Linked DNA regions of Homo sapiens: region 2 is linked to region 1. Evidence: read pairs that join two places in POLR2A ChIA-PET (ENCODE). Cell type or tissue: MCF 10A. All regions are shown on one strand.

Region 1 (4,000 bases):
TACTAAAAATGCAACAATTAGCGGGCATGGTGGCATGCGCCCGTAATCCCAGCTACTTGGGAGGCTGAGACAGGAGAATCGCTTGAACCCAGAAGGCAGAGGTTGCAGTGAGCCAAGATTGTGCCACTGCACTCCAGCCTGGGCGACAGAGCAAGACTCCAGCTCAAAAAAAAAAAAAAAAAAAGAAAAAAGAAAAAAAAACAGAAAAAAAAAACCAACTCATTAGATGCAGCAGTACAGGTGGTGAGTGCTACTGCAGAGGAAGCACCTGGGAGTGGGAGCAGCTGCTCCACTTGGGAATAAAGGGCAGAAGTCGCAGGTGGAGGAAGACCTTCTAGAATGTTGAAGAGAAGAGTTCATCATGCAGACAAAGGCTTCAGCAGGGCGTCCCTGGTAGAAGGCTCTGTGAGTACAAATGTTTGGAGGCATGAAAGGAGATAGGTTTAGTATGGCTGGAATGCAGGTTGTATGTGGAGTGTGGCCAGAGATGAGACTGTAAAAGACAGACTAGGCTAAAAAAAGGCTACTTTCTGAAGAAGCTCTTAAGCCGCTGAGACCACAGATCACAAAATGTCTGTGTTACCACAAGGGGAACGCTGGCCCTGTGTATTTGTGGGTCCACGAAGCATCAGACACTTTACGTATATTATCCAATTTAATCTTTAAAATGAGATGGAGGTGGGTGTTGCAAAGCTATCCATTCTCCCCTTTTCCTGTAGCTATAGACCCCAGTTTTTAGCTGGATGCATGGCTGTCAAAAATAAAACTGTATTTTCATCCCTCCCCCTCCTTGCAACTAGGATGGTGATGAGATTATAATCTGGATGTAAGCGCAGAGTTGTCACATAGTAATTTCCTGGAACCTTCTTTGTACTCTTCTTACCTTTTCCTTTCCTGTTGGAATATAGACATGCTGGCCAAAACTAGAATATGGAAATGATGGCTGGAATTTCAGCAGCCGTCTTGAACCTCGAGGTGACTGGGATGAAGGCCATGGAGACAGAAGAAATCTGGCCTCAGAGGACTTTGTGGATCAAAGCCACCTCATAAATCCTAGCTGCAACCTCTGGAATTTTCCTTGTGGGGAGGGGGAGGAATATGCTTCTTTTGCAAGCCCCGAGTCTCAGTCAGATCTAACCCTAATTGATGCAGGTAGAATCGCAGTTTTACAGGTGAAGATGTTGAGGCCTAGAGTGACATAGACTGCACAGTTAATAAATTGTGGAGCACGGAATTTTCGGACTTCAAAGTGTGTTTTCTTTTTCTCTGGAAAGAACTTGGTCTCCTACCCCTTCATTTTATAGATGAGATTACTGAGGGCTTTGGCTTAGGGTAAACTAGGACCAGCTAATTCCACTGCAAGATAATCATTTCCTGCCCCGCGCCCCCCACCCCCGCATACTCTTTCTCTCCATGGCCTTTCCAAAGAAGAGGCCTCGTGTTTTTTTTTTTTCTTTTTTTGTTTTTTTGAGACGGAGTCTCGCTTTGTCGCCCAGGCTGGAGTGCAGTGGTGCGATCTCGGCTCAATGCAACCTCCGCCTCCCAGGTTCAAGCTATTCTCCTGCCTTAGCCTCCGGAGTAGCTGGGATTACAGGTGCCTGCCACCATGCCTGACTAATTTTTTGTATTTTTAGTAGAGACGAGGTTTCCACCATGTTGGCCAGGTTGACCTGGCCTCAAGTAATCAAGTAATCTGGCCTCAAGTAATCCGACCTCATTACGTGAACACCTGACCTCAACTAATCCACCCACCTCAGCCTCCCAAAGTAGTGCTAGGATTACAGGCGTGAGCCACCGTGCCCAGCGAAGCCCCGTGTTTTAACGAGTGATGTTGTAGCCCTCCTTTGGGCAGAATATCTTTCTGTGCATGGGTTGTGTTCGGTGGTTTTTCCTCTTCCAAAACCCTAACTGTTCCAGAGCTGTAAGTGTAGAGCTTTCTCTTTAGACAACCTTGCCAACTCTTGCCACCTCTGGGCTGGTCCTTAGGAATGACTTTCCTTGCCTGGCCTGTCCTTTCTCTGCCTGAGTGTTTAGGGGATGGATGAGGGGTTCCTTGGCCCTGTGATTATTTGTAAGTGCTGACAGATGTCTTGATTTATGCAGAGGCCTCCCAATTCATTAACCTCAGAGTGTGGACTTTGGCTGAAATAGGATCATGCGTTTGCGGAATGTACTTTGCTTTTGGGATTCTTGTGTGTCTGAGTTCCACCCTATTACTAATACCTTAACAATGGGCTTCTTGATCCCCTTGGCTAACCACACAGCACAGAACTTTTTTGTGTGTGTACTGCAGCAGACTCATTTAGTGGCCTCGTCTCTAAAAAGTTTAACAGAACAAAAACCCATTTGTGCTAGTACGTGCCGTTGAGAGAGCATTTGTCGTACATTCATTATATAGCATTTCATATTGATTCCTCTCTTTGCTCCAGCAAATTTCTTTGTGGTAATTTTTATTAGCTTGGCTAATGAGTGCCTTTTTCTTTTTATGAGAAGTCTGCAGCTGATACCTTGGCCCAAAGTACATCATAACACTATTATAGTTGTTTAGTTAATTTGGAATTTCCTGTAACTGGAATTTTTATGTCAAAGATCAGTTTACATGATTGCTTCGAAGTCAGCTAAAATTCAGGAAGATGGTCTTAAAAGCCAGAATGGCATGTTTTCTTTCTCATGTTGATTAATAGGATAGGCCATTTTTATGGGTTGAACGTAAAGGTATGCTTCAGAAAATCTTTGTATCAAAGAAAGTAGACCAAACTTGTATCTGGGAAATCAAGTTTAAGTCTGGGTAAAGTGTTTTTTTTTTTTTTTTCCCCTTCAAAATAGAAGCAAAGCATGACCTAACTTGGATGAAACTAAATTGCAGTGATTCATGTCATGGAATGGTCTGAATTTCTGTTTATCTGAAGGCTTGCTTCCTTTTCCTTTCCAGCATTGTAGTGTTATTGGTATTTTTGATATTTTTGTTTTGTTTCCTTTTTTGTTTTTGCTTCCTTTCTTAGTTTAAGACTTTGAATTCTTTTGTGTAACAACTGCATGTAACTTGTGATCCGATTTTTTTTTCTATAAATGACATGATTGACAACATTTGTATAAAGTCTACAGATTTGATAATAGTACTGTATCCATGTCAAGTATTTATTTTAACATTTACGCACTGAAGTATTTAAGGGTAAAGGGGCATTATGTTGGCTATTTACAGAAAGAAATACACACAGAAAGAAAAAATAATAAAGCAACTGTGGTAAAATGTTAATAGTTCTTTAATAGTAAATACTTATTTGTATTATTTGTGTAACTTCTCTGTAAATTTGAAATTATATTGAAAGATTAACAAAAATTCACTTGACCTATTCAAAACAAAAACCTTGGGGTGTGCACTATATACTTAATCACCGAATAGAGCATATATCTAATAAACATTATCCAATTTGCCTTAATTCTAGTCTTCTAATGTGGCCACTGAAGCATCCATTCTTGAAGCTTCATCCAGACTGGTTTAGAAGATGCCCAGGTGTGATAAAAATGATTGTTAGGCAATTCCAGAGATTAACTACAATGAAATTGCCTGAGTGTGTGAGTGCCTGTGAGCAAATAGGTAAAGCCAGCATATTTGCAGCTTATGAAAGGACCATTAAACCAAAGGTTTGGGAGATTTGTTTTTATCCTTTCACTGTTTTTATCCTTTCCCTATTAAGTTGTTTCATCGTAATATAAATGTCAACTGTCTCTTTCATTTATAAATGAGATGAAGTGGGAAACATTGCTTGTTTCCTCATTACTCCAACATAGGAAAATTATAATGAATTACCATTTATAAGCAACTTTTTTTTTTCATTTTTTTGAGACAGGGTGTTGCTCTGTTGTCCACGCTGGAGTGCAGTGGTGCAATCACAGCTCATTGTAGCCTCAACCTCCTGGGTTCAAGCGATCCTCCTGCCTCAGCCTCCCAAGTGGCTGGGGCTACTACAGGCCAGGGCAGGAGGATCGCTTGAGGCCA
Region 2 (4,000 bases), 89 kb after region 1:
CCGGCTTGGGGATCACACTTTGAATAGCCCTGGTTCTGACACATTTTTGCGTCTTCGTTTATCCACGCTGTTCATGAGAACCAGAAATACCGTTATTAGAATGACTTGAGAGATGAGAGGGAAGAAGAGTAAAATAGATAGTAGTCTTGGCCAGACCATCTGAAATATTAAAAATAATTCAAAGTGGACGATTTCTTAGAGGAATTGGAGCTTTGGAGGACTGCCACCCGGGCAGTCATGTGCTAATGAGATGGCTGCGACTTGCTCCCTTGCCGGGGCCATAAGTAGGGACCTCTACTGCCAGGCAAAGGAGCTTTCAGCTTCATTATCTCTGTTGGAACAGGGAGATTTGGAGAATGAAGTATGTAAATAGGTCCTGGAGAAGTGATATGGAGAAGTTACAAGGAAGGACTTGAGTGAGAATCAAGGAGTTTCAGTTTGCTGGAGTGGACCCGAGCCTGAACTTTGGACACAGAAGAGTTGAACTTGGATTTTAAATTCCTTCAAGTCTCAGGATACGTATAATGTGGGGATAACATCTATTCTGTTGGGTTATTGTGAGAATAATTTAGAGGTTTGTGAACTTTGCTGGTTGTTGGTGCTTCTAGGTTAAAATAAGTATCTAACAGATTCATTTTTTAAGTGGTTAGTTCCAAACAACCTCATACATATTTATGTCTAAACAACTCAGTAGCTATTTGAAAAAATAATATCAATTGAAAGAAAAATATTTTAGTTTCTTAAATAACCACAATTACTTATTAATGGGATGTGTGTACCTGTGGGTACTGCACAGCTTCTCAAACCTTGGAATCATACTGGACATTGCTGTTCTCTTTTCCTGTTCTACGTTGATGTTTTTTTTTAAATCGTAGCACCTGCTGAAACTCTTTGCAAAAATATGATGGCATCAAAAGGAGTGTAGTGCAATATAATGTTAAAACTGTGAAAAGTCCCTGAGTTGGTAGTACAGACGGTATGTTGAGTCTCGCCATGTATCCCTCAAAAAATGTAAAATATGTTGCATTGCCTCTATCAGTTCACTGTATGACCCGGGTGCTTTGATGCATGGATGGAGAAACGTGGGATTTAGTAGGTTTTTTTCTTTATTCATTCCTTGCACAAGTGCTAACTGAGTAGCAATGAACTATCAGGCACACTGCTGGGCGCTGTGGGGAGGAAAACACTTTCCACTTCCGCAGAGTGTAGTCTAGTGGGGAAACCAGTCATTGAATCAGATAATCACACAAATGTAGACTTCAAATGGGGCCAGTACCATGAGGGAGCATTTCAAAGTGCTGCAAGAAAGAATATTTGACCCGGTCAGGAGAACTTGACACGGCAAGAAGGGGTAGGAACCATATTCCAGGCAGGGGGAGTAGCATTCTGGGCAAGTGTTTTTCAAACTATCTATGGTGAAGGACCTGCTTCACTCCATCTGCCAATTGCACTGTCATTGGTTCATGACTAGTATGTAGCTTGTGTGGACCACGTGTGTTTGACAACTTCTGAACTGTTGAGACTTGTCCAACTGATCTATGCATTTGGATATTGAAACAAAGCCAAATGCAGGAAATGTTTCAAAAGGGTGTGGTGGACTGGTAACAGTTTGTAGACCGTCAAAATTTGCAGACCACACTTTGAGTAACTGCTCCAGACAGCAAGAACAGCATGTGCAAAGGTCCTGTGGCAGGAGGCAACTTGGTGACTATGAAGGAAGAGAGAAAAGACTAGTGTCAGTGGAAGATGAAGTGAGAAGGTAGAAAAGTCAGCAGGGGCGGGCCTCAAGGCCACAGTAAGAATCTGAGGCTCAGGTGAAGACATTTCCCTCCTGGTGGAGAAGGGGAAATTGTCTTGACTACTTCCTAGGTAATAGCTTGAGAAAATTAACAGGCCAGATATTTGGCTACAAAGATTCATTGTGTGATTTAAGCAAATTGGAGTTCTTCTTCTTTTACCATGGATGTAGAGTTCAGTGGCATTTCAACGTCCCAGAGCAGGGGGATTCCTTGCCTTCGTGTGAATGGGCCTGCTAGAGCGTGTCCAGATGGTTGCAGAAGCACCTCCAGTTCCCTGACAGATGCTGCCAGGTGCTCAGGCTCCTTATGGTACCCATGCCACTGGCAGGAAGTTGGAGACCAAGCTTGCTGCTGCTCTCTGGGTGTGAAACTACCTCTCCTGGAGGCCTTGTGAATTTCAACTGTTCCTGTGAATTCATGTGGAGCATGTTGCAAGAGGCTGTGTTGCAATGCTTCTGCCAGTCTCTGTCATTCTGAGGTTTAATGTGGTATCCATGGGTACTGGGTGAAGTGTGGGCATGGCACCAAATCCTGAGTGGTCCTGGCCCTTGCCCACAAGTGCCCCATTATGAGCGCCACTCTGATTTAAGAATCCAGTGCTCTCTCCCTACTCAGGCTAACTTCTATGGGCATCTGGGAGGGACTTTTGGTTTCCAGCTTCATGGATGTGGAGTCTTGATGTTGACTTCTGGATCACTTTGCTTTTTTCTGCTTTGCTGTGCAGAATAGGGTAGGAGAGAAAAATGATGTACTGTGGTTTCTCTGTGCAGGTACTTCGTACTGGATTTCGAGGCTGGCATCCTGCAGTATTTTGTGAATGAGCAAAGCAAACACCAGAAGCCTCGAGGAGTCCTGTCTTTATCTGGAGCCATAGTGTCCCTGAGCGATGAAGCTCCCCACATGCTGGTGGTGTACTCTGCTAATGGAGAGATGTTTAAACTGAGAGGTGCGTTCTTCTCCCAGTAACTTTTCAGACAGGCCTCTAGTTGCTATGGTGATGGCTCTCTTGTTTTTTGATTTTTTGTTTTTTTAAATTGCCTTTGACAGTTTGCTGTGTTTGGAGGACTCTGTGGTGACACACATTGCCTCTCTTATCCCTGGGGTGGGGAGATGGAGCTGACATTAGGAATTACTTGTCCTAATTAACTGAGGAATTAAGGACAAAGGAAAGGTGAGTGATTCCCAAAGCAGCGCGCCTTAGGACTTCGAAGATCTTAAGTGTTAGCTCAGTATATTCTCTTTGACGTAATAGTATGAATCTTCACTACAGTGCCCTGTGAGGGCTGTGCTATAAGGGCAAAAAAAGACCTTTAAGGGTCCTAGTGTTTTCCCCCCAAAGTTTCTCTAGAACCGTTTCTTAGTAAAGTGCCCCTTTGAGTTTTGTTCAATCCACTGTCGTAGAGCCTGGTGAGAAGCCAACTGGAATGGAGTTAATGTCCCTTTGTATGCTTTCTTCCCTTCTCTTTGCTTCTTGAAAATGGATATCTTTGCTTTAATAAAGAAAAAAAAGAAAATGGATACCTGCCCAGCATCCCGGAAATGAGGATGACTTTCCAGGGAGTCCAGTATTCACCCTCAAGACACATCCATCGCACAGAAATGTCAGACTTGTAATAAAATTGCAGTGTAATTTGATTGCTAGATCATTCTACCAGGATCTGTCATGGTTGCATTGCTGTGATTCTTCTGCCACTTTTCTTCTAATAAAATAATGAAATGAAACAACAAATCTAAATGCCCACAAGTGCATGCACACACACACACACACACACACACACACACACATGGACACGCAGAGTCTATATTATTTATCAAGTCCTGAGGAAAAGTAGTATGTATTAAGTATTGAGAGGTGGTTGAAAATTCTGCCTTTTTTAATGTAACATTTTCTTTTGACTAAGAGCTAAGTATGAAGAAACGGCTGCTTGCTATCTGTTCGTGACCATGATCAGTTGCCTCTGCAAAGTCAGACTGAGGGACTACATTCCTCACCTCTCAGCCCAGTTTTCACCATTCTTCTGCCAAGCTTCACTACCCAAGAGATGGAATAAGCTAATGTTTATTATCTATATACAAGTCATATTTCAGAATCTATAAAACAATCCAAAAACCTCGGAAGTAAAAATGTCTATAGTTGATAAAAAACTTTCAGGAATGTGATAAGATTCATGTTCTCTTGAGATTCATGCAGTGTGCATTCC

What was found. ChIA-PET counts read pairs that join two places held together with the same protein. Peaks named below come from ENCODE experiments on the same cell type or tissue, not always from the same donor. Only the 100,000 strongest peaks of a DNase experiment are listed, where the experiment ranks them.
Region 2: POLR2A ChIA-PET joins it to region 1 with 12 read pairs; 6 of 35 experiments call an interaction of 5 or more read pairs at or near these places.

What each region holds. Positions count from the first base shown.
Region 1 is chr3:31,967,324-31,971,323 of GRCh38, reverse strand. All of the region lies in intron 1 of OSBPL10 (oxysterol binding protein like 10), which reads left to right. Among named protein-coding and RNA genes, the nearest start is that of OSBPL10, 12 kb to the left of the region's middle. In MCF 10A, no CTCF peak of the experiment used is centred here; a DNase peak (open chromatin) is centred at 2,183.
Region 2 is chr3:31,878,400-31,882,399 of GRCh38, reverse strand. OSBPL10 (oxysterol binding protein like 10) reads left to right here. Exons shown (of 12, transcript NM_017784.5): 2 at 2,570-2,745. Among named protein-coding and RNA genes, the nearest start is that of OSBPL10, 100 kb to the left of the region's middle. In MCF 10A, CTCF peaks have their summits at 1,930 and 2,129; DNase peaks (open chromatin) are centred at 1,519 and 2,189.